Linked DNA regions of Homo sapiens: regions 1, 2, 3, 5 and 6 are each linked to region 4. A link is a loop called in an ENCODE intact Hi-C map of the cell type or tissue named here. Cell type or tissue: endothelial cell of umbilical vein. All regions are shown on one strand. Region 1 overlaps LINC02026 (long intergenic non-protein coding RNA 2026). Region 2 overlaps LOC102724877. Region 3 has its middle 5.0 kb from the start of HES1. Region 4 has its middle 3.0 kb from the start of LINC00887. Region 5 has its middle 11 kb from the start of LINC02048. Region 6 overlaps LINC02037 (long intergenic non-protein coding RNA 2037).

Evidence for each region. Peaks named below come from ENCODE experiments on the same cell type or tissue, not always from the same donor. Only the 100,000 strongest peaks of a DNase experiment are listed, where the experiment ranks them.
Region 1: it touches region 4 in a loop (7-fold over the local background); 12 of 110 quality-filtered maps call a loop at or near these places.
Region 2: it touches region 4 in a loop (3-fold over the local background); 24 of 110 quality-filtered maps call a loop at or near these places.
Region 3: a loop joins it to region 4, with 7 times the contacts of the local background. A loop is called at or near these places in 97 of 110 quality-filtered maps.
Region 5: it touches region 4 in a loop (4-fold over the local background); 46 of 110 quality-filtered maps call a loop at or near these places.
Region 6: a loop joins it to region 4, with 5 times the contacts of the local background. A loop is called at or near these places in 13 of 110 quality-filtered maps.

Annotation. Positions count from the first base shown.
Region 1 is chr3:193,968,556-193,972,555 of GRCh38, forward strand. All of the region lies in intron 1 of LINC02026 (long intergenic non-protein coding RNA 2026), which reads right to left. Among named protein-coding and RNA genes, the nearest start is that of LINC02026, 33 kb to the right of the region's middle. In endothelial cell of umbilical vein, a CTCF peak has its summit at 1,789; DNase peaks (open chromatin) are centred at 1,826 and 2,326; H3K27ac peaks cover 375 bases.
Region 2 is chr3:194,087,802-194,091,801 of GRCh38, forward strand. LOC102724877 reads left to right here. Exons shown (of 6, transcript XR_002959666.2): 4 at 3,706-3,845. Among named protein-coding and RNA genes, the nearest start is that of LINC02028, 19 kb to the left of the region's middle. In endothelial cell of umbilical vein, no CTCF peak of the experiment used is centred here; a DNase peak (open chromatin) is centred at 1,910; H3K27ac peaks cover 1,744 bases.
Region 3 is chr3:194,139,144-194,143,143 of GRCh38, forward strand. No RefSeq gene overlaps it. Among named protein-coding and RNA genes, the nearest start is that of HES1, 5.0 kb to the left of the region's middle. RefSeq lists an enhancer at 1,535-2,529 and silencers at 2,162-2,231, 2,322-2,741. In endothelial cell of umbilical vein, no CTCF peak of the experiment used is centred here; DNase peaks (open chromatin) are centred at 228, 2,338, 2,468, 3,028 and 1 weaker place; H3K4me3 peaks cover 1,159 bases; H3K27ac peaks cover 3,688 bases.
Region 4 is chr3:194,313,851-194,317,850 of GRCh38, forward strand. No RefSeq gene overlaps it. Among named protein-coding and RNA genes, the nearest start is that of LINC00887, 3.0 kb to the left of the region's middle. RefSeq lists a silencer at 1,664-2,003 and enhancers at 1,708-2,208, 2,074-2,123. In endothelial cell of umbilical vein, CTCF peaks have their summits at 61, 267 and 1,997 (motif pointing left); a DNase peak (open chromatin) is centred at 1,901; H3K4me3 peaks cover 563 bases; H3K27ac peaks cover 692 bases; H3K27me3 peaks cover 265 bases.
Region 5 is chr3:194,263,443-194,267,442 of GRCh38, forward strand. No RefSeq gene overlaps it. Among named protein-coding and RNA genes, the nearest start is that of LINC02048, 11 kb to the right of the region's middle. In endothelial cell of umbilical vein, no CTCF peak of the experiment used is centred here; DNase peaks (open chromatin) are centred at 2,129 and 2,739; H3K27ac peaks cover 2,344 bases.
Region 6 is chr3:194,253,865-194,257,864 of GRCh38, forward strand. It overlaps LINC02037 (long intergenic non-protein coding RNA 2037), which reads left to right. Exons shown (of 4, transcript NR_125402.1): 3 at 1,367-1,492; 4 at 3,321-3,908. Among named protein-coding and RNA genes, the nearest start is that of LINC02036, 5.7 kb to the left of the region's middle. RefSeq lists a silencer at 1,876-1,925. In endothelial cell of umbilical vein, no CTCF peak of the experiment used is centred here; a DNase peak (open chromatin) is centred at 1,617; H3K27ac peaks cover 1,910 bases.

The DNA.
Region 1 (4,000 bases), 350 kb before region 4:
AAGCCAGCGTGTTCAGAGACCACATGGTGAAGGATGGAGCAAGAGAGAGGAGGAGGGGAGCTGCCAGGCTCTATTTAACAACCAGCTCTCTAAGGAACTAATAGAGCAGGAACTCACTCATTCCTTCCCATACCAGGGACAGCATTCATCTATTCCTTAGGGATCCACCCCAACAACCTGAAGGCCTCCCACTAGGCCCACCTCACCTCCCACTAGGCCCCACCTCACCTCCCACTAGGCCCTACCTCCAATATTGAGGATCAAATTTCAACATGCGATTTGGAAGAATCAAACATCAAACTACAGCAATTGATATTTTCAATTTACTTTGAAATGCATTTGTTTTAAACACGGGTTGATAGATGGACAGAACATGATACAGCAAGTATAGGAAAATGGCGATGGTAGACACGTGGGTGTTTACTGTAGAATTCTTTCAACTTTTCTGTATGTTTGAAAATGTTTATAAAACAGTACGTTGGAAATAAAGATAACCCCTGAGTCTAAAGTCCAAAATTAAATACATAAAATAAGAAACTGAGTGAACTTAGGAAGGAGGGGAAAATAAAAGGTTATTTCTTCACCTTGCATAAGAAACAATCAATAGGTAGCATTTTTAAAAATCAAAAATTGGGAAAATATAGATTCGTGTATTTTTAAAATTTTCAGGGCAATCCCAATAGAATTTTAAAATAGGACCTATACCTTCCATATCACTAGTGGAAAAATAGAAAATACAAACAACATAACACAAACAATTTTAAGCAGAGAGCAAGAAAATATTTTTAAAATCCAGAAAGCATAAGCAACTGGACTAAAGTTAAAACAAAAATGGTAACTGTGATAACAAATGTAAGTGGCTTTAGCTCCCATATTTGAAAAACTAAACTTATCAATATGCTATCATCCCAAGATATATACCTCAAATAAAGAAAAGCATTAGAATAAGAAAGGATAAGCTAGCAAATACATCACATGCACAAAGACTCAATTTGTAAAGAAAACAGGGTCACAATATTTTGTATCAAAGTAGAATTTAAAACGGAAAACTTACATGACATTTAGATAAATATTGAAAAAGTGAATAGCATGTAAATAACTGTCATGATGCTTTAATTGCCACATAATGTAGAATAAAAACAAATAAAGCAAGAATTCGTGGAAATTCAGAAAGAAATGGATAGAAATGACTTAGTAATGGCCGACTTTAAAGTCACCATCTTTGACAGCTCGGAAAGGTAATACACATACGATAATATAATAATAAGTTAAGAAGCACCCCAGGCATGTTTCAATCAGTGCAAGTTGATCAGGACAATACCTTTGCTCACACAAGAGGCTGCACTTTTTCTTAATGAAAACGGACATATGTGACCTTCTTTGGCATGCACCTACCATGGATTTACACTCGGCTTATGCTGTCTACACACCCCATTTGCACGTGTGCTGCCAACAGACCATTCTCTCCTACACATGAGATTTAACCAGACCCAAAAGCTATAAAACCTAGAGACGTTTCATTGTTGATTTGGAAGAAGAAACGGTATGGGCTGTAAGAACTGGAAAAGATTTCTTCTGACTATTAAACTCTGAGCTATTTCAAAGCAATAGATTCTAGCTATAGAGTGTTTAATAAAATGAGGAGGTTTGGGATCTTCCAAGCTATGTTTCATTTCCTAACCCTAGACCATGCTTCTGCAACTGGAACTAGAGATCAATGGGAAGAGCAACAAGGGTAAGGGAGAGTTGATGGATGTGCCTGAGGACGTTTTAGGTTTGTAGTAATGACAACATAGTCCACTGGGGGAGCTCTGCGGGCTGTTGAACATGTAGAATAGGACCTAGTTGGAAATGTGGATTGGAGAGCGAGCATCAAAAAAGTGAGTTAAGGGGGGAGGGGGGGAGGGATAGCATTAGGAGATATACCTAATGTAAATGACGAGTTAATGGGTGCAGCACACCAACATGGCACATGTATACATATGTAACACACCTGCACGTTGTGCACATGTACCCTAGAACTTAAAGTATAATAAAAATAAATAAATAAATAAATAAATAAATAAATAAATAAATAAATAAAAGTGAGTTAAAGCCCCACAATTCAAGTTACTTCGAGGATATAGGATTAACAAAGCCTGCTCAAGCCAAATGATGGGGACACGGCAGGCCAAACAGGGAAGTCTGTGTGTGATGTGATAGGCAATATAAAGCCAGCAAAGGTCTGGGATCAGGGAGGTCATTGTAATTGTCAGGAAATTCATATCAGATTAAGGCCAGTTTTGCCTCCCCACGTCTGTCAGCTGACATGTCTTCTGCCCTGTGAGGAATGCAGAATGCATCTGCTCCCCCTTCCACATGGCAATAGAGAAAAAAGCAGGACTAACACTTTGCCTTTGTGCATTTCACAGGAATAGCAGGAAAAGCCTTTTGAGAAGGCTCAACACTCACAGAGAAAACCACATTAATCATCAGCCTAGGAAACTGGAACACTCCACAAAACCATTGCTATAGATTCAATATTTACACAAAATCTGGAGGTTGAAGTTCTTCCTTTCCTTGCCACAGAAAGGAAACCATGAAAAGCTGCCAGAAAGAGAATCTCAGTTCCTATTTACACTCGCCAAATTCATAAAGCGCAACATTCTCATCTTATAGATAAGGAAAACTGAGTCGCAAAAAAGACAAAGTGTCTTGATCAATAACGTGTTCATACCCTTTACCTGACCATGCACATTTTGAGGTGCGGAAACTGCAGCCCCAAGCGTACAATGCCCTGCCCGACATCACACAGAGAGTGAACACCCAAGCAAACAGTCATCCCCGTTTGCCCCACTGCTCTACCCCATGTACCAACCAAAGCAGGCTAAGCAGAGAGAAAAGGAGGAAGGTAGCTGTGCTGTGTCTGAAGAAGCAAACCAAAATAAGTCTCATTCAATCCGGTCTTTGGGACGGGTAAAACCCCTAGTAATAGAGGAACCTGCAGACACGTAGTTGGGTTTTGGTGGAAATCATTGGGACCTTCTCTGCTATGTTTCTCGAAACAGTGTCTTTCAGCTTTCTGCAAGGGAGTTTCCCAGAGGTCTTATTACAAGTATGGTTTGGCTGGAGCCCAGCCCAGACTTCCTGGGTCAGAATCTCAGGGTGGGGCCCTGGAATCTAAATTTCTAACAAGCTTCCCCAGTGGATTTTATACACACTGAAGTACAAGAGCCACTGTGGCTCACATTCTTGACCAGACAGTATGAAAAGACTAAGTTCAGATCTCATCCCCAAGATGGGGGTCAGACCAGACAGGGGTCACCGTCCCGCCTTTAGCACCCGGGCCCCACGTGCCCTTTCAGCCCCTGCTCGTTGCTCAGCACAGCCCAGCCCAGAATTACTCCTCCTAAAAGACATCTCTCTGCCATTTTAATTTCCAAAACCTGTCATAAAAGCAGCTCTTCTCTTCTGATGAGGTAATTGGTGCCATAATACCATTAGGAGGGTGCCCCTGGTGCACAGCTCAATTAGGAAAGGTGTATTAAATGATTTACATTTCTTTCTTTAGCTGAAACACTAGTTATAGACTTGCTAAGTAATAGGATGTTGTTAATGAGCCATAGCATGGGGCTCATTTAATTCAATACTGTAGCTTTCTAGCTAATTGAGGCATTGTTCTTCTTTACCCCACAGTCCAATTTTTCTTCTCCCAAAGCCAGGGGAAGAAAAAGAAAGGAAAAAAAGAAAAAAGAAAACCATTCGAGGGTCAGACAGCAAAAGTAAGAACCTCCATAGAGTCTGATTCCCAGCCAGTTTATGACAGCCCAGCCTTCCAGGGGATAAGATTCCCTATGTTAAGAGCTGACTGCAGGTTCATTCTAGGCTGAGGCTGAACCTAGAGGCCTGAAGAGCCCCAGGCTGAAGAACCTGGTTACAGTGTCCCCATCCTGTGAGTTCTCCACTCTACAGGAGCTCAGGGGAGGCCTGACTTGGGATCATCTAGCCTTGGTAATAAAAG
Region 2 (4,000 bases), 230 kb before region 4:
CCCTGTATTAAATGGCGATTCCCTTCAACCTCGAGAGGGCACGTAAGCCCACAAAGTCCTGGAAAGGAGATACGATGGGAAGCGCAGGAAATTCAGAGAGCCCACGGTGAGTGTGAGTGGACTGACCACGGTGGAGCCATGAAAGCATCTCAATACCAACCCCAGAGGCAAGGCCCAGTGCGTGGTGGTGAAGACAGGTGGTCCAGGACAGCCTGGATGCTCAGAGAACTTCCTGTGGGCCAAGCCCAAAATGGCACAGGCTGAGGCAGCACATCCTGCGTGTCCATCAGGAGAGCAGTTTCCAAGTGGAGCCATGGGGAAGGAGCCAACAGGAAAGGACCCTCTTCTCTGAGGAGCTAGGGACATGGGGAGAGCTCTCCACCTGAGCCTGGGCCAAGAGGAGGGAACGCCTGGCAGGACCCAGTGCCCAGAACAAAGGAGCTTGTGTCAGGGCCTCTGGGATAGGGACCAGGGGAGGCCAGCGGCGTGAGGCCCAGGTGAGACTTGCACTGCACAGTGATCATCTGGACATGCTCTCAAGCACCACAAAGAATTGTCGCCTGATTGCTGGAAAGCAGAGGGCCGGGCTGGGGCAGACCCGAAAGGGGAACCTTGAGAAAAGAAATGGAGGGAGGCAGGAAAACTTTCTTTGCAACAATGGTAGCAAAGTTCATCTCATCGGAAGGGCCTTGTTGCTTACAAGGTCATCAGCTTCCCAACCTAAGAGATGGGGATAGACCTGGCCTTTGTGGAAATCATCTCTTAAGACAGAATCATCAAAAATTCACTCTAGTTGGCCTTTCTCCAGGAATCCCCACACAAATTAACTTTATATGCTCAGAGCCAGTCAGAGAGGACCTCCCCAAGAGCGAGGCAGATGTTTGGGAAGTGAAACCAGAGACTTTGCCTTAAAGGGGACACATTCCCTCCTGCTCCCCACTAATCCTAGAGTCTGCAATAAGCTGTCTGAGATAAGAGGGGCGAAGAAACCAGCCAGAGAAGAGATGCAAAATTCCTTAAAGTTCTTGATCTGTAGTTCTTATCCCAAACGTGTGGCAAAAAAAGAAAGCTACCCACCACCTTTATGCCTTTCTCCCAGTAAAAGACTAATTTCAGCTGGGCAGGGTGGCTCAAGCCTGTAATCCCAGCACTTTGGGAAGCTGAGGTGGGCGGATTGCCTGAGGTCAGGAGATCGAAACCAGCCTGGCTAACATGGTGAAACCCCGTCTCTACTAAAAATACAAAAATTAGGGCATGGTGGCGCACACCTGCAGTCCCAGCTACTCAGGAGGCTGAGGCAGGAGAATCACTTCAACCTGGGAGGCGGAGGTTGCAGTGAGCCGAGATTGCGTCACTTCACTCCAGCCTGGGAGACAGAGTGAAACTCCGTCCCAAAATGAATAAATTAATTAATTAAAATAAAATAAGACTAATTTCAAAAATCCCTCTTAGGTACACAGCAGAGTATAGCATACAAAATGCATTTGGCCCTCTCACCCTGGGTTTCATTCTGCGATTTCCCTATAAGCATTTAGATTTCCTTCTGCATGACCCAAGCTAAGACTGGAAGGGAAGCTTGCCATCAGCTGACAGTGAGGAGTGGCAGGTAGACAGGCCTTAGGAGAAGGGGGAGGTCAGTGTCTTGGGACGTCCGGCCCCAATTCTGACCCCCAAAAGGAGAGCATCAAGGCCCAGAAGCATTCAAGCAGAGGTGAAAGCACACCCCACACCAGCAGCATCTGCCTCACTGCCACCCCCAACCCCAACTTAACCACCCGGTTCTGCTCGGGGCTGAACTGATTAGTCATTCATAATGCTTAAGTCATTAATTCAGGAAGGAAGCCACGCTAGCTGCCTCTTCTCACTGGGAGTTTGCTGCCGTTGCAAAACAGATGAGTAATCAGACATTCCGGGAGCCCTCGTTAAGCCCATTGCCAAGAAAGGTGTCTTGCAGCTCATTTGCTGCGGGGGAAGCCACGCTACAGGCCCTGAGTCACGCTGGATCCAGGGGAGGGCAAGGCCAAACTTGCTGGAGTGCAACATTGCATCACCGAGATCTGCGACGGAGAGGCTTACCCAGCCACCGAGCTCCACTGACCTCACCCACAGCCCCAGCTGGGGCTGACCCTCTGTGGGCTGCTCCGCTGCTTCTGGGGTTCGGGGAGGCTCAAGGGGTCAGAGACAGACATCCTGGGAGGGACACCCGGTACTAGATGGAGTCTTATGTCCCTATATGACAGGTGCTAAAACTGAGGCCCACAAAGGCAGTGACACTTGCCTAGAGTCAAACCTAATTCAAACAGATTTAGGATAGAATTTCATCTCAGTTTTTTTGTCCCCAGCAATTTTCACTGCACCAAATTACATCAATAGGTAATGCAGGTAATGTTAAAGGCTAGACTGTGAATGGCAACGTAGTAAAAACTACCCGACGTCCAGCAGCAGCAAGTACTTTAGAAAATTGTGGTCAAATAAAATGAAATGCTAACCATCCATCTAAAAAAGATTGTTACCACTTTACATTCTGATATGGAGCTGTCTCCAGGATACGCTTTTTATTGCTGTTGTTGTTGTTGTTTGTTTTCTTTCTTTTTTTTTTTTCTTTTGAGATGGAGTTTTGCTCTTGTCACCCAGGCTGGAGTGCAATGGCGTGATCTTGGCTCACTGCAACCTCCGCTTCCCGGGTTCAAGCTATTCTCTGCCTCAGCCTCCCGAGTAGCTGTGATTACAGGCGTGCTCCACCACGCCCAGCTAATTTTTGTATTTTTAGTAGAGATGGGGTTTCGCCATGTTGGCCAGGCTGGTCTCGAACTCCTGACCTCAGGTGATCCACCTGCCTCAGCCTCCCAAAATGCTCTTAAATGGTTTTTAAGAGCAAGAAAGCAACTTATGGAGACAGTACGTATGGTGCACTACTGTGTGAAGGAGGGACACACACACACTCCATAACACCTAGTGTTCCAAAGGAGTGCAAGGGCTGGCACTAGCCATGCGAGTTATTATCAGAGTGCATTTTCCAACCCGTGCCCTGAGTCGAGCTTCCATGAGTGCCTCTAACTTGTGGCCACTGAGCCTGGCCAGCCCCGTTTCCCTGTACCCCTCCTCCACCCCAGTGCATCTCCATGCCTGAGTGTCCAGGTGCTCAGGAACCTCTGCGCAGGCAAAGCTCTGGGAGAGGCCCCTTGGTACCCCCTACTCCCCCTTCCCCTAGTGTCAGACAATGGAGGCCCAGCTTCGAAGCTTGCCTGAGGTCACAAACGGACAGCCCCAGAAAGAAAATGCTTCATGCCTCCGTGTCTTAAAGCTTTCATTCTTTGTGAGTTGTCTGTTCACACATAAAGACCCCTGAGAGGAATCACACCTTGAGCTCAATCAGCCACCACCTCATTATTTACCCACCAGCCTCTCCTTGGGTATTAACTCACACCCAGGGAACAGCAAAGATCTCAGGAGAGGGCCTGATTGCTCACCCACCCTCCAGATGGCTTCAGGGCACAAACTGCTCCCCAGCTCCTACTCCAACCCCAGGGAGGAGGGGCCATCTGAGCTGTATCTGGTCGACCTGTGGTGAGAACAGAGCCTCTGGGTAGGACTGAGTCCTTCCACCATCCCATGAGTCACCTAGAAAAGTTGCTTCAGGAACTCCTAATATCATTTTTCACCTCCCAAGGAGTTCACATCTATGCACACGTTTCCATCTTACAGACCAGGAAACAGGCTCAGAGAGAAGAAGGGAATTATGTACCTCGGTTTAGAGCCAAAGTGTCCTGCCTGCATTCCAGCTGTTTCCATCCATGTCCATGTCAACTGGCATCTGGAACTACTCGTAGCAGCATCCACTCAATGTGAGTTGACTAAATGGAGGAAAATCTACTATGGTGCTTGGAAAAACTGGGACTCTCATGATTTAGGATATAAAGATTTGTCGTCTGTCTGAATGGAAGAAAGAACAGGGCAGTGCTGTGGGGACACTAGGACGTCCTAAGGAAACACACTCACT
Region 3 (4,000 bases), 170 kb before region 4:
TCTTAAAGCAAGCTGAAAAGGTCAACAGATTCCTTCTGCCAAGGGACAGTTAGTTAGACTCCCAAGTGGAGGCCGAGCCCAGATGATTAACACCAGACATGTGTTTTTGATAAGTTTCTGTGCTTGGCTCTAATAGAGAAAGCATGTGGGGGCTGTGCTGGCAGGCACACAGGCCATCTTCCCCTTTTAATACAAACAGCAAGCGACCCCTTCGCTTGGTCATGCCCCATTTCCAGGCAAGATGTGGGCTCCAGATAGAAGCAAAAGGGTTGTCTCGGGTTTCAGCTCACATAACCCTCCTTAACAAGTCCTAACTCAAAGCGGACAGCTTTAAACTGTGCCAGGATCTGCAGGGAATTTCTTCCAAATCCCATCACAAAGGCTTGTCAGATTTTGTCAGATTTGGCCAGGTGTTTGACTGCATCCAGGTGTTGGGGAAATGAAAACCACGAGCCCTGCGAGACCAGACACATCAGCCGCGCTGTGGGTCTGGCGGGCGCGCCCTCCTCCCCCACCGCCGGCCAGTCCTCCTCCCCCCCGGCCCCTCCCGCCAGCCTCCTCTAACCCCCCTTTTCTTAGACCGGCTTCTGGGAGGAGAAGGATGAGGCGGGAGAGATCAATCTTTGAAGCTTTCCTAACAAAGATAAAGCCAACGATTTTCTGTCTTGTTTCAAAAGCTTTACCTCTCCCCCGCCCTGCTCTGGCCTTTCCCACAGGCCAGTGTGGAGAGCGGCTCTATCATAGGAATGATCGGGGAGACAGCAGTTTTCCACTCAAGATACCTTCGGACCCAGCTTCCACCCCAGAGGGAGAGATTTAAAAGAGACCTTTTTGAATTTGTCTCCTACCTGCCTTACTTTGTGTACATGAAAGGTGTCCAACACACCTTCCGCCAAAGAAACACACACACACCCTTATCATTTTTCCACGTTTTCCCTCCTGTTGAAACACAAACAAAATAACAATCGTCCATTAAGACACCCAACTCAAGCACCAGTGTTTCATTTGGTAAGCCTGTCCTCTGGGTCCACTAGGAGCCCCTTAACAGTCCTGGTAGAAAAAATCAGACCTCAATGTCTTATTTTTACACAAGGAATTCCTTTTACATCGATGTCTTTAAAATTCACAGGAAAAAAAAATCTCAACACCAGTTGAAAATTCAATGTCCCTATGTTGAAGGGGAACAATTTTAAAAGTGCATTTGTATTAATATCACCGAAAGTACATAGATATCTTCCTAGGGAGGGGACTAAATCAAAGGAAAAACACAAATACGTTTTTTTCTTTTTTTTAATTGGTGATTTGAAAAGAGCACTTTTTTTCCCCCTGAAAGCTAGGTTTAGACTATTCCACGAGGATTTTTTCTTTGTTACAGTAAGGGGAGAAGGTGGAGACCCCACTAGGCTCCAAACCGGAAAGGGCACTTTCCAGTTCCTGCCCAGCTATGCCACCAAATTCACTGTGTCACCTTGGATAAGTCATTTCCCTTCTCTGGGTCATTTCCAAGTCTGGAAAATGAATGGACTTATTTCTAAGACGCTGTACCCTCCTGCACTTTGGCTGTTTCTGGAGTAAGTAGCTGAGGGAGAGGCGAAACTTCAAAAACGACTTCAATGATGTTGCCTCCCTGGGGGTCCCTCAGGCCTGGCCTAATTATACGGCCTCGGGCACACCAGCAGCCCCTCTCGCCGGCCCCCAGCAGTGCTGATCGCTCGGGGAGATAAGGCACGACTCCAAACTGCGTCCGGATGCGGGCCGCGGGCCCCGGCTGCCGCGCGCATTAGCCTCTCAATGGAGCCCTTCCGGGGCCCCGGCCCCCCGCCGTCTCCAGCAGCATCCGGAGCGGGAAAGGCGCCGAACTGGAAGGGGGTGGGGGTGCTCTTCGGTCAACACGAGAGCCCTCTCCAAGCGCAGAAGCGCGACTCCGGAGGCTCGCCCCTCCTCGCGCCCCGTCCCACCCCACGCGTTTCTGGAATGGGGACCCTGGGGTTTCGTTGGACCCCCTCGTCGTCACCACCGTCCCGGGAAACCTGTCATTAAAGTCAATTAACTTTTCCCACACCCGTTGGCCGGTAACAACCCGCTCCTAGCTTCCTCCCCGGCTCCTAAGTGCAACCAGATGGGCGGACGGGCTGCCCCCGCCGCGCGCCCGCCGGGGCGGCCCGGGGGTTCCAGGGAGGCCGCCCGGGGCCCTCCGCCCGGGCGGGAGCCGGCCAGGGCGGCCACGCCGGGCCAGCCCTGGCGGCCCTGCGGCCAAGGTGGTTCGCTTAGCAGGCCCGGCTGCTTTCTGGCAGGAAATGAATAGCTCCCAGATGAGCTCAGGCAACCTGAGAGGTCGTGAGAACGGCGCGAACCCCCGCCTGTGCAGCCGGCAGCCTGCCAGGCCGCGGGGGGAGCGGGCGGCGGCGGCGGCGGCGGCGGGAGGCCGGGAGGCCCGGCGGGCGGGCGGGCGGGCGGCGCTGACACACGAGCCCGCGCCCGCTCCCGCTGACAGGCAGGCCGCCGCCCCCGCTTCCCCCGCCCCGGGCCCCAGCGCCTCCCAAGCAGCAGGCCTAGGCCGCAGGAAGGCGGCCGCGCGGCCCCGCCGGGCCTGGGGGTGGGGCCGCCTGCCAGTGTTTTTCCAGTTCCCCCGGTAGCTCCGGGCCGCATTTAGTAGCTGGGGAAACTGGGCCGAGGCCAGGGCCGGGGCACTAGAGGCCCTCGCGGCCCGCAGAGCCCTGCCAGGCGGCAGGCCACGCCGGGGCAGGAGTGGGCAGAGCGGCGGGGTGAGGCCATCCCAGCCCACAGAGCCGTCCCAAAAAAGACCTTGCCACCAGACAGCAACCCTGGACGCCTAAAAAAAAAATCCTCATTTCTGAAAACCCTGAGCGCCTACTGAGTGCTCAGCAGGCCCAATTCCCACCAGCCTCCGCCGCACCGAGCTCCCTGTGTAGCCGGGGAGATCCACAAACACCCTCGTGACTCATCCCAGGTTTGATGTGCTAAGTGCCAAAACTGAAGTTTAAACAAAGGGCACCTAGAACAGAGAGATTAATTCTGATGAGAGGAAACCAGGCCGGGGAGGTTTTTCAGAGTTGGCACTTGAAGCCGAGAGGTGAAAGATGAGTTCAACAGGAAGGGTTAGAAGCAGAAGGGTGAGGGAAAACGCGGAGATGAACATATATACGTCCAGTCTGGGGAGATGTCAGTATGTTTACCATGGTGTGGTATCTAAGTTTTCAAATATACAAATTGGCTTAGAGGTCAAAAAAAGAAAAAGAGGGATAAGCCCTGCCGCAGTGGTTGGCTTAAATGCAATACAGCCCAGGGGTTAGAAGCACGTGGTCTGGCTCCTGGCGGCTTGGCTTAGGTTTTGAGCCCGAGGGAAATTACTGAACTCCCTGCCTCAATTTTGTAACTCTGTATCTCATTTGTAACTTAGGGCTCGTCAGGGTAGTGCTTCACAGGGTTGAGAAGATGAAATGAGTACATGCACTTAAAGCATTTAGAATAGTGCTGTCAGCTCTTCGGATTCTTAACCACAGTGAGGGACGTTCACCAGACAAGAAAGCCAGTCCCGGCCTTTGCCCAGCGATGGCAGGATCTGCTTGTAATTGCACCAGGCCCTAGGTGAAAGGACCACTGCTTCTTCCTTAGTTTCTGAATTTCATGCATTCATTTGATAATTATTGAACCAGGCACTATGGGAATAAAGGGAGAAGAAAGGCATGGTCTCTGTAACTATAAAGCTATCTGGTAGACAAGACAGCTTCCACACAAGAACAGCACTGCTGGGCGCGGTGGCTCACGCCTGTAATCCCAGCACTTTGGGAGGCCAAGGCGGGTGGATCACAAGGTCAGGAGATCGAGACCATCTTGGCTAACATGGTGAAACCCCGTTTCTACTAAAAATACAAAAATTAGCCGGGCTTGGCGGCATGCGCCTGCAGTCCCAGCTGCTGGGGAGGCTAAGGCAGGAGAATGGCGTGAACCTGGGAGGCGGAGCTTGCAGTGAGCCAAG
Region 4 (4,000 bases):
TGGAAGGAGCAGGATTCGTACTGACGTCCCACACCTTTTTCCTGGCTTTCTGTCCCCGGTGGAGGCTCTGTGCCTGGCAGGCTAAACGCCCTCTGAGCTCTTAGAGGCAGTTTCCACCCTCAGCCCCTGCCCCAGCTGTGACAGCCTCAGGGTCAGGCTGAGCCCTGGAACCGTATCTGCTCATCTGGATTCAAGGAGAGACTACTGTTCTTCAAAGTAACCCCACTCCCGGTGGAACCCAGCCGCCACTCCCACAGGGCTGTCCAAAGTATCCCACTAGAGACCCCAGCAGGAGCTTCTGAGGAATTAGCGTGGAAAGGGATCTGCCAGGGTCTGGTTGTGTGACCTTGAGCAAGTCCCTTACCCTCTCTGGGTCTCAATTTCCCCACCTGGCTGGGCTGGCTCTGTGCCATCTGCCCAATGCCCTGTCTGGCCGCTGGCAGCCTCTCCCTCCCTGGGGCTGTAGGGAATGCTCCCCTCACTGGCCAGCCAGGGGTGGGGTTCAAATGGGGGAAGCCAGGAGCAACCCTTGCAGTCAGGGCTCCAGGCAGGAATCAGAAGAGAAGCCTCCGCCTCTTCTCCCCAGCAACATCTCTTCCCATCTTAGAATTATGGGCTGGCAAAGCCAGGGAGGCTATCAGGCATCATCCAAACCATTATGTACATGGCCTTCCTCCAAATGAAATCTCACACAAATATCAGATTGGAGGTTTGGGAATGGGGATAAGGGGATGGGCAGAGATGAAATATGGCGTGGAACATTTATGATAAAGACAGCTCTGGGCCAGGCACGGGGTGGTTCACACCTGTAATCCCAGCATTTTGGGAAGCCAAAGCAGGAGGATTGCTTGAGACCAGCCTGGGCTACACAGTGGGACTCCGTCTCTACAAAAAATAAAAAAAAATTAGCTGGGCGTGGTGGCGCATGCCTGTAATTCCAGCCTCTCAGGAGGCTGAGGTGGGACAATCGCTTGAGCCTGGGAGGTCAAGGATGCAGTGAGCTGCGGTCACGCCACTGCACTTCCAGCCTGGGTGACAGAGCAAGACCCTGTCTCAAAAAAAAAAAAAAAAAAAAAAAGACAGTTCTGGCGTCCTGGTTGGGGAAACTCCTCCAGCCATGGAAGACCCTTCCAGCCAGCTGGGGCAGCTAGACAAGACAGCGTTGCTCTACTCGGCTGAGTTCTCCTCTCCAGAATCAACTCCCATCGCTGCTTAAAGGGAGTAATGTGGCTGTGGGGGACAGAACACTAGAGTTTCATCAGCAACCTCGTCACCCCCAACATACAAAACGCTCCTTACAAACGCAGTCCTATCTGTGCTGCTAAAGAAGGCAATCCCCCCTTCACCATCCCATCTCTTCCACTTCTGTGCATGAGAACGCATAGGCAGGAAGTATCTGATCCACACGGCTCAGATGAGAGAAAAAGGAGGAGCAGGAACAGGAAAGGAACTGAGCAGAGGAGAGACCCAGAAAGGGAAAGGTGAGAGGTGGTTCTTGCGGCTGACTTGGCAAAGCCCCAGGCCTGTGGGATTTTCCGGGACCCTCCGTGTTCTGAAAAGGCAGGGGAGGGGCAGAGAACAGCCAGGGAAGATGGAAAAGGAAACTGGTGTCCTGCCGGGTGGAAATGGGGGAGAAACTCTCGCGTGAGTGTCATCAGAGCAGCATGAGCAAGGGCTCGGTCCCAGAGGTGAGCCCGGCGTTCTGCCTGGAGGGGGCGGGCAGCAGGGCTGGCCAGGGTGAAGCAACCTGTGCCGAGCGGCTGCAAAGGCCGCGTCTCCCCAGCACGGAGCACATCACTGACGTCAAGCGCGGCGAGGCCGCGGCCAGCATTAATTAGGTGCCGATGCACGGGGGCGGGCCGGCCTGGGCCAGAAGCCGCTCCCGGAGGCTCCGACCCCCGGGGCTTCGCGCCGCCTCCCAGCCCGGAGCTCCTCCAGCCGCTGGCGAGAGGAGGCTGAACCGCAGCCGGCCTCCCAGCGGTGCCACAGCGCGCCCTAGTGGCCGTCGTCCGGAAAGCGCCGTCAGAAGAATCGCAGGCTCGCAGCCTGGGAGCCCCGCAGCCCTCATCTTCTGTCCGCCCTAAGGCTCATTGACTTCACATTAGAATCACTTGGGGAGACTGTAAAAATCCCGATGCCCGGGAGGCACCTATTCCGATTACATTAGAACCCCGACAAGCGGGCCCCAGGCCCCAGTATTTTTAAAAACTCTCTCGGTGCTTCCTATGCACCGCCCAGTTTAGAAGCTGTTGTCTTAAAGCAGTGGTTCTCAGAATTGAGCTCATGGGAGTCGCCTGGAGGGCTTGTTACATCACATATTGCTGGGCGCTACCCCAGAGTTTCTGACCCAATACTTCTGTAGCTTGGCCCTACTCGCTCTTACAAGGTTCCCAGGTGATGCCGATGCTGCCGCTCCGGGATCACACCTGGAGACCTAGTGCCAAACCCTCCTAATCAAGGCACCGACTCAGCCGGCACCGCGGGATCACCAGGGAGCTTGTTAGAAATGCAGGTTTAGAGACCCCGCCTCAGAACCATTGAGAGAGAATCTACATATTTTATTTTGCTTTTTATTGACCCATAATTGTACGTATTTCTGGGGTACAATGTGATGTTTTGATACATGTATGCATTGTGTAAAAATCAAATCAAGGTATTTAGCCTATCCATCATCTCATCTTTGCTAAAGAAATTGTAAATCTTTTCTACCTACTTTGCAATGTACAATACGGTACTGTTAACCACAGTCACCTTGCTGTGCCATAGAACACAAGAACTTCCTCCTCGCTGCAACTTTGTACTTGTTGACCAATCTTTCCCCATCCAACCCTGCTCCCAGCCTCTGGTAACCACTCTTCCACTCTCTCCTGCTAGAATCTTCATTTTCTCTAGACGCAGGTGATTCACCCAACATTAAGGTTTGAAAGTATTGCTCTAAACACCATTTGTGCAGGCCTTACACAATCAGGCTATGTTGACAGCTTGGAAGACCACTTCACATCCCCCACCCGGCCCCAAACCTGATCTCTGGATCAGAGAGCTGGATAGAATGTCCCAGATTATCTGATCCAATTCTTTTGCAGGACAGATGAGGGAAACTGAGGCCCAGAGAAGGGGATGAACTTGCCCAAGCTCCCTGGGTTCTAGGGTGGCCTGTCATCCTGGGTACCTCAAAGCTCATATGGTCATAAACAACCCCCTTCCTCCCCAGGAGGCAGCATGTGAGTTCTGCTCTTGATCCACCTATCAGGCGGCACGCACTCCAGGGGGGCTGTGGCGGCCCGGGCTCCATCCCGGCTGCTTGGGAGGGCACTGAAGCAGTGAGCAGAGACACAGGACATCGCATCAGAGAACATGGTACAAGGAAACCTGTGCAAGATGTTTAGGTTTGAAAGCTAGGTGTCAGCCACTGGGCCTCCATGCTGAGATTCATACTCCCATCTTGTTCATGATTATTCTGAATTCTCAGGGAAAATAGACAGGTCAGAAGCCTATCTTAGGGACACCGAAGCAAATCTGTACACACTAAGCATTCTGTCCCAACAGTGGGCTGGATGGCCACCTTCAGCCGCAGCTTATGGTGGGTTTCTGTCTTTTCGTCCTGTTACTTGGCTGGAGTTGAATGGCCAATGAAGTTGGGCATGAGTATGTGGACCCCAAGTTGTGCTGCCCTCGTAGACAAGTTAAATGAGCTAATGGTAAGCGCTGTCTATGGCCATTGTGTTAGTATATTTGTGCATTGCTATAAGGAAATGCCTGAGGCTGGTAATTTATAAGGAAACAAGGTTTAATTGGCTCACAATTCTGCAGACTGTTCAAGAAGCATGGCGTCAGCATCTGGTCCTGGTAAGAACCTTGGGAAGCTTCCACTCATGGTGAAAGGTGGAAGGCAAAAGGGGAGCAGGCACATCACATGGCAAGAGTAGGAGCAAGGGGTTGGGGGAGGTCCCAGACTCTTTTAAACAACCAGATCTCACATGAACTAACTGACCAAGAACTC
Region 5 (4,000 bases), 50 kb before region 4:
AGCTAGAAGGGTATATGTACTAATATATCTACAAAATATAAATGTGGTCAACCTGACATGGGTGCTGGGGTAGAGATAATGCTTGCGATTGCATAAGCAAAAATAACAGTTTTGGCCTTCGAGGAGTTCTAAAGCAGTGGTCAGCAAACTATGGCCTGGGGGCCAATTCTGGCTCATTACCTGTTTTTGTGAATAAAGTTTTATTGGAATCACAGCCATGTTCATTCATTTACATATTGTCTATGGCCACTTCTGTACCGCAATGTCAAAGTTGAGTGGATGCCACAGAGATCATAATGTCCCATAAAGCTTAAAATATTTATCTATCCCTTTATTTTAAAAACTGCCGATTCCAGGACTAGCGTCAGAACCACAGAGGCTATGGAGTACAATAAAATGTAGATTATTAAAAAGGCACAAATAAAGAGCTGTGACCAAGTCGAGGAGAGCGACTAAAGCCACAGGCAGGATGTACTCAGGAGGAGGTTTTCAAACTGAGCTTTGACAAATGAATGGGGTGTTAGCAGCAGACTCCAGTCCGGAGCGCATCCCCCAGGCGGGCCTGCACATGAGCCAGAATAAGGTGGAGGATGCTTAGATGCGTGGGAAGCAGTCATTCAGGTCTCTTTCCAGAGGAGCAGAAGTCATTGTGGTGGGCGGGACTCTGCCACCGCTCAGCTATGTGACCTTGAGCCAACCCGCTTACCTCCTTGTCCCCCTGACACCAGCCATCTCTCACTGGCCTAGCAGGCTGTGAGAAGCAAATGTGAGGGAAAAAAATACCTGAATGACTTGTGAAAAGTTTAAGCTGTCTGCAAACCTGGGGGGTGTTCATGGCAGTTGTATGGGCTGTATGTGCACATAGACAGCCTCAAAGATAATCATGCATAGAACCTACAAGCAAAGGCCGAGTGTGGTGGCTCACGCCTGGAATCCCAGCACTTTAGGATGCTGAGGTGGATGGATCAACAGGTCAGGAGATCAAGACCATCCTGGCAAACATGGTGAAACCTTGTCTCTACTAAAAATACAAAAATTAGCTGGGCGTGCTGGTGCCTGCCTGTAATCCCACCTACTCAGGAGGCGGAGGCAGGAGAATCGCTTGAACGAGGGAGTCAGAAGTTGCAGTGAGCCGAGATTGCACCACTGCACTCCAGCCTGGGAGACAGAACAAAACTCTGTCTCAAAAAAAAAAAAAAAAAGAACTTAAAAGAAAAAATGTCAGCCCTGGATGGAAAGCTGCCTTTGTCCCTGGCTGAGCACATACTATTTTAAATAAATTCATTCAGTGCAGCTTGGTAATTTTCGAAAGCGTCATCCTTCAAGCTGGGCATGTGTGGACGTCCCGCCCCACAGGACTGCAGTGCGTGCTCCCCGGGGTCTGTGCTGGAGGACTGCAGTGTGTGCTCCCCGGCCCGGGGTCTGTGCTGGAGGACTGCAGTGCGTGGTCCCCGGGGTCTGTGCTAGAGGACTGCAGTGTGTGCTCCCCAGCCTGGGGTCTGTGCTGGAGGACTGCAATGCGTGCTCCCCGGCCCGGGGTCTGTGCTGGAGGACTGCAGTGCGTGCTCCCCGGGGTCTGTGCTGGAGGACTGCAGTGTGTGCTCCCTGGCCCGGGGTCTGTGCTGGAGGACTGCAGTGCGTGCTCCCCGGCCCGGGGTCTGTGCTGGAGGACTGCAGTGCGTGCTCCCCGGCCCGGGGTCTGTGCTGGAGGACTGCAGTGCGTGCTCCCCGGCCCGGGGTCTGTGCTGGAGGACTGCAGTGTGTGCTCCCCAGCCCGGGGTCTGTGCTGGAGGACTGCAGTGTGTGCTCCCCAGCCCGGGGTCTGTGCTGGAGGACTGCAGTGCGTGCTCCCAGGGTCTGTGCTGGGGACTGAGGACTGGACCAAGGAACACACTTTGTCCGGCGCGATCACAAAGGGGTCTTTGCGCATTCTCAGCCAGCTGGACTCGCGCTGGTAAACGCTGTGTTCCCTGCTCCCTCGCCCTTCCTCCAGGAAGCACCTCCTTCTGCCCCAGTCTGGATGATGCTTTTCCGCTCACACCCTTGAACCCACATTCCCAGCCCAAGGGGGAGTCCGCGGCCCCGGCAGTGCAGCCTGCAGCACCTGGCTCGCCTTCCTCTGCCCTGGGCCAAACCCTCAGACGCAAGAGAAACCAGAGCTTGCTCAGCTGGCCAGCACTCGGGTTCCTGTCCAAGTGTTTGTGGCTGGGCTTCCTGCTGACGGAAGGGCGGCCTGCAGCTCTCCTCTGACATCCCGAGAGGTGGCTCCCAGGGCCTGGCCGCCAAGCACGTCCAGCTGGCACCCGGCAGAGCTGCCGCGGTGGCTGCACTCTGCGCAGCTGTCCGTCGACATTCACAGGGATGCTGAGGTCAGGCTGCGAGAACTGTAAAGGGGATTCCTTTGGGAAGAGAGGAAGCTGTGAATCAGAGCAGAAACGCTGGAGCTCAGGCTTGTCCTGGGCAGATGGCCAGAGCCTGCCTTACATACACCCCACCTTCCAGACCGACGGACCCCCTTGCTCCACTGAAGCCCGCCTCTCTCACCACCTGAGAACCTTTGCCGGTGTCCCCTCATGAGTCTCTACCACACAGCTTCCCTCGGCCCCAGGTGCACCAGAAACAGAGCCCAGGCACCCAGATTAGAGCCTGTCCTGGGCTATCAGGACCTCATGAAATTTAACTTCATGGAGAACCAGCTTCCCTTTCACAAGTGCAACTTGGAGAGTGAGAATACTTGCTAGGTATAATGTGTTTATTTTCCCAAGTTTCAAGGGCTGTGACATAGGAAACGGAGTCAGACTTACACTATATAGCTCCAGGGGCCTGAATAAGCATAACAGAGACAGAGTTTAAATAAGGAAAAAATAACCCACAAAATAGGCTGTCTCAGAAGGTAGTGAGCATCCTGTTATCAGGGGTATTCAACAGAGATCGCTTGCAGAAACTTTCAAGTGCTAGACTTTGAACTCTGTGAGGGGAGCACCCCACATCTGTCTCCATTCCCTGCTGCAGACACAGCACCCAGCGCAGTGCCTGACAGTTGGTGCGCCGAAGTATGTGTGGAAGGGAGGAAGAAAAAGAGGGAAGGGGATAGAAGATAAAGATGGAGGGAGGAAAAGAGTCTGAGTACTTTGGAGAGCAAACTCTTCCTTTAAGGGAGAGGTTGGACAAGCTGGCTCTTGAGTCCAGCTGTCTCTGATTCCATGGTTCTGAGGTCAGGTTTATAGGTGCCCCCTCCAAAGGGTGTTGTGATATTAGCTGCAAAACAGAGCTTAGCAACTCTCCTCGGAGAGTGCTTGTTTCCAGGCAGAAGCCTTCTATCAGAGCACTCATCCGCAACCTCCCTGTCTTCCATCTTGTCATTCACTGCTACAGAACGCTGAAAAACGCAGAGTCCCCTTTGAAAGATGCAGAGCCCGAGGCTCCAAGAGGAGTGAATAGTCTGAGCTGGGACATCCTCAGGCTCTGGGTTCCAAGTCCAGCACCCCCTCGTCCCATGCCTGTCAGTCTGTCTCACTGCTGGCCTCAGGTCCTTCATCCTTGAAGACTGATGTTATGTTATAACAGAATACCTGGTGTTTGTTTAAGCACCAGAAGTTCCCCTATCTTTTGAGAAACGCACAGAAAACAGATAATCCTCCAAAAATTATCCTCTTTCCCTGCCTCACTCTGGACAGAGAAAATGTTTGGACGTTACCACAAATTGCAATCACCCATAGAGGATTTGGGAATATCTCCAGAGGCAAGTTGACTTTTCAGGGGCTAGTCCTCTGGATCGCCCCGTTGGAGGGATGCGACATTTTTTTTCCCCCTGGGACTTTTTTCTTTTTCTTTTCTTTTTTTTTTTTTTTTTTTTTTTTTTTTTTTTTTTTTTTGAGACTGGAGTGTCACTCTGTTGCCTAGACTGGAGTGAAGTGGTGAAATTTTGGCTCACTGCAACCTCCACCCTCGGGTTCAAGCAATTCTCCTGCCTCAGGTCTTTTGTGAAGGTCTGACTAGC
Region 6 (4,000 bases), 60 kb before region 4:
GAGAACAGATAATCAATCAGAGATGGAAAGAAAGCATTTTCTGTGCTAACGTGGACCCCCTTGGGAGGGGCCTCATTTGAACAGGGAAGTTTCAGAAGCGTATACCAAAGAAAGACTATTTAATCAGCGAAGAGGACAACGTGGAAGGCAAACCTAGAGTGACTGGGTCATGATTTTTCCTGCTGAAAAGCAGGTGGATGCTCATAACATGGGGTAGATCTCATACAACAGGACAGAAAGGCTATGCGTGGCCAGCTGCAGGAGTGCCCTACTCAGAAGCACAGTCTCCTCCCCTGCACATCACGGTGCGTGTCCTGCACTGGCACCTCAGAGCCGCCACCCCTGCCATTCACTATGGCACAAGGCACAGCGTCAGGGCTCCTCCTTCAATCCCAGGGCCATCCTTACCCAGCAAGGCTCAGCTCGGCTGGTCTTCTAAGGCTGGCAACGAGGTAACTGAGAGGGAAGTGACTTGCCCCAGATCTCCAGTTTAATGGTGGCAAAGCTGAGATAAGAACCCTGGTCTCTGAGTCCAGCTCTGATGCTGCTCCCCATTTGTGCTGTGAAGAGGAACTGCAAGCAAACTCAAGCTCATCCATCTATGTTTCTCTCCAAACAGAAAATTCTTTATTCCTTGTCATCATCTCTATCACTCTCCAAGGAATAGATCTATCTTGAGTCATGATTAGGATGTATTTTGTGTATACAGAAAGAATATTAGAGAAACGACAATAGACAGAGGCGTGGATTCCACGGCATAAATACTTCACACTTCTGGTTAACTGCAAGTCAAATTTTGGCCTTGTTCAATTTATTTTAAGATAAAAACTAATCTTGTAAGCCAGACGAGGTGGCTCACACCTGTAATCCCAACACTTTGGGAAGCCAAGGCAGGCGAATCATTTGAGGTCAAGAGTCCAAGACCAGCCTGACTGACATGGTGAAACCCGGTCTCTACTAAAAATACAAAAAAAATTAGCGGGGCTTGGTCGTGCATGCCTGTAGCCACAGTTACTCGGGAGGCTGAGGCAGGAGAATCGCTTGAACCTGGGAGGCGGAGGTTACAGTGAGCCGAGATCACACCACCGCACTCCAGCCTGGGCAACAGAGCAAGATTCTGTCTCAAAAAAAAAAAAAAATATATATATATATATATATATATAATTTTTGTAATACATACCCTATTAAATGTATCACTGATTATTTTATTTTTAAAAATAAAAAAAATTAAGTATCACATAATTGGATTCACAAATAGATTTGCATTAAAATATTCAACTTAATATTTTCCATTTCAAAAACAATAAAGTAAATGGAAAAAGTATCTTAAAAAGAATCACAAAAATATCTCTTTATCTCTTTTCAGATGCTGGGTCTGGGACGGCTCCACTGGAACCTGAGATGACCTGAGGGTGTCCCAGTGATATAACATATGAGGAAAGCAGAAACAACTAAGAAATAGACTCTGAATGTGGCAGATTCTAGAACTGAGGTGAGCAGCCAGGACTTGCCTGACATGCCCACTGGGAGTACGGTGCTAGCAGCCTGAGAACAGAGCCCAGCCGCCACGCCACCAGGATGGGAGTGGGCCCGGCGGACTTCCTGCCTTTTGGTCAGACAGACTGCCTTCCTGAATTACTAGGTCCAGGAAGTGTGGTGACGGGGTGGGGGCGGGTGGAGAGGTTGCACGTGTCACTTACCACCCCCATACGGCCCTCTTCCTGACTGTCGCCTCCCTTCCTCGCTTACAGACCAGTTACTTAATCTGCCACATGACGAGATGGTATCTGGGATCTCTAACGGCTCTGAAATCCCACAATTCTATAACTGGTCTTAGACACAAGACCAGTAAGAGATAGGCGAACCCCGGCCCCGCCCCGCAGTTTGCTCCATGTGATACACAGTTCACACTGAGTGCTAGCAGTAGGGGAAGAAACAGTAGCTGCTCTGTGTTGAGCACTGAGCCTGCACTGAGCAAGGTGATGCGTGTTTCTAGGCATCGTCACATTCTGTGCCCATGTGGGTGCTCCTAGCACCAGTCAGAAGATAGAGCTTAAACAGGTGGAGTAAGTTGCCCAAAGGCCAGCCCCAGTTTCCCTGAATCTCATCATGCTGGACACTGGACTATTTCTGGAGGTTTAAGGCTGAGAAAATCTAAGTCTGTATCCCCTCACACTCCTCCTTACACTGGTGTCCCTGGGAGAAACCTCGACATTACTCCCAACCTCGCTTCTCCCCAAGAGCAGGATGATTTGTGTAACTCATGAGTTTGGGAGAAAACCCGCACCTGTGGGGCTCGATCCCTCTGCCTCTTGGAGCAGAAGGCGGCCTTCTGTGCTGGGCTCCGTCCTGGGGGAGGTCCGCAGCTGGCCATCTGCGCCAGGCCCTAGCAGATAATAAAGCTTATCTGTCCCAGGTGTGATGTATTAGCAAGCCTGCCTGGCCGTACCTCAAGCTGCATTTTCCTCCAATTTGCCAAGAAAGGGGACACTTTCTCTCAGTTGGTTCTGGACTCTGAAAGAAGAAAGGGTGTTGTTATTCATCCGGTTTCCTAGAGCCCCACCATATGGACACCTGGTGCAGCCCTGAAGGGAGGGATGGCAGCAGGTTTAGGGATGGAGACATCTCAGAGCCAGAAGAGACCTTCTAGCAGCCCAGCAGAAATATAATGAAGCCACACAGGTGACTGTAAATTCCCTAGCAACAATATTAACAAATAGAAGCAGGAAAAATTAATTATAGTAATACATTTTACTTAGTTCAATAGAGCAGATGATCATTTCAATATGTGCTCAGAGTGCAGTGTGGCTAACGGCTTCTGTCATGGACAGTACAGCCTTAGGGCCTCCTATGCCTGAGGGGGTCTGCTCCCTTTGACAATGTCCCAGTGCAAAGACTTCCAGGTGTGAAGAGGTCTCAACCTTCTGAATCACTCCATTTAGTGGTGGGCATTTCTGGTTGTTAGAAACACCTCATCCTCCATTGGTCTCCACCCCCACTCAACTTGCTTCCATCTCTCTGAGAGACAGTCAGAACGGAACACATTCCTCTAGAAAGGTCCTCAGTCTTTTCTGAAATGCCTATCTCCTGTCTTTCACAGGCTGCTGCCTCCCTGTGTCATTGCCTAACATTGGTATTCTTTGGTGGGACAAAGTTTTGGTGTTTTTCTCACTTGAGAATATTATATTTATAACAGTTGTGGACACATGTTGTTTTTTAACTACCCAGCATCCAGTCTTCCTAATTTAGAAGAACCCCAAAATAGGTGAAAAGTACAACCCCACCTCTGATCCCGCCTCTGACCCCGCCTCCTGTCACAGAGGCGGAAGAGGAGCAGATCTTCACTTTCCACACCTCAAGGTACTCAGCCAATCACCTGTTCATGCCTGAGATTGTGAATCCAATAGGAAAGTACAAGGACATGGAGATTGTCAGAGCTGTTGTATGATGGTGGCAGCAGAGTCAAGAGTCCAGCGGAGAGGCAGCAAGCATCCCAAGGATCCCATGACTGAGAACCAGCTTCTGTGGTTTAGAAGCAAGGCGCCAACTGGTATGAGAAGCACAGACAGATGGTGCCCTGGGAACACTGGCTGTCACGTGCTGGAGGAGGTTCCTCAGCAAGTCACCTTCCCTCCATGGGCCTCTGTTGGAAAGAAGGCATCAAGATCATTCCAGCTATGATTCCTGAGCTTTTAATATATTCTTTCTGATGATTAAGAAATATATCTGTCGAGCATGGCAGCTTACGCCTGTAATCCTAGCACTTTGTGAGGCCGAGGCGGGTGGATCATGAGGTCAGGAGTTCAAGACCAGCCTGACCAACATGGTGAAACCTCGTGTCTACTAAAAATACAAAAATTAGCCGGGTGTTGTGGTGTGTGCTTGTAATCCCAGCTACTCGGGAGGCTGAGGCAGGAGAAACACTTGAACCCGGGAGGCGGAGGTTGCAGTGAGCTGACATCACGCCACTGCCCTCCAGCCTGGGTAACAGAGTGAGACT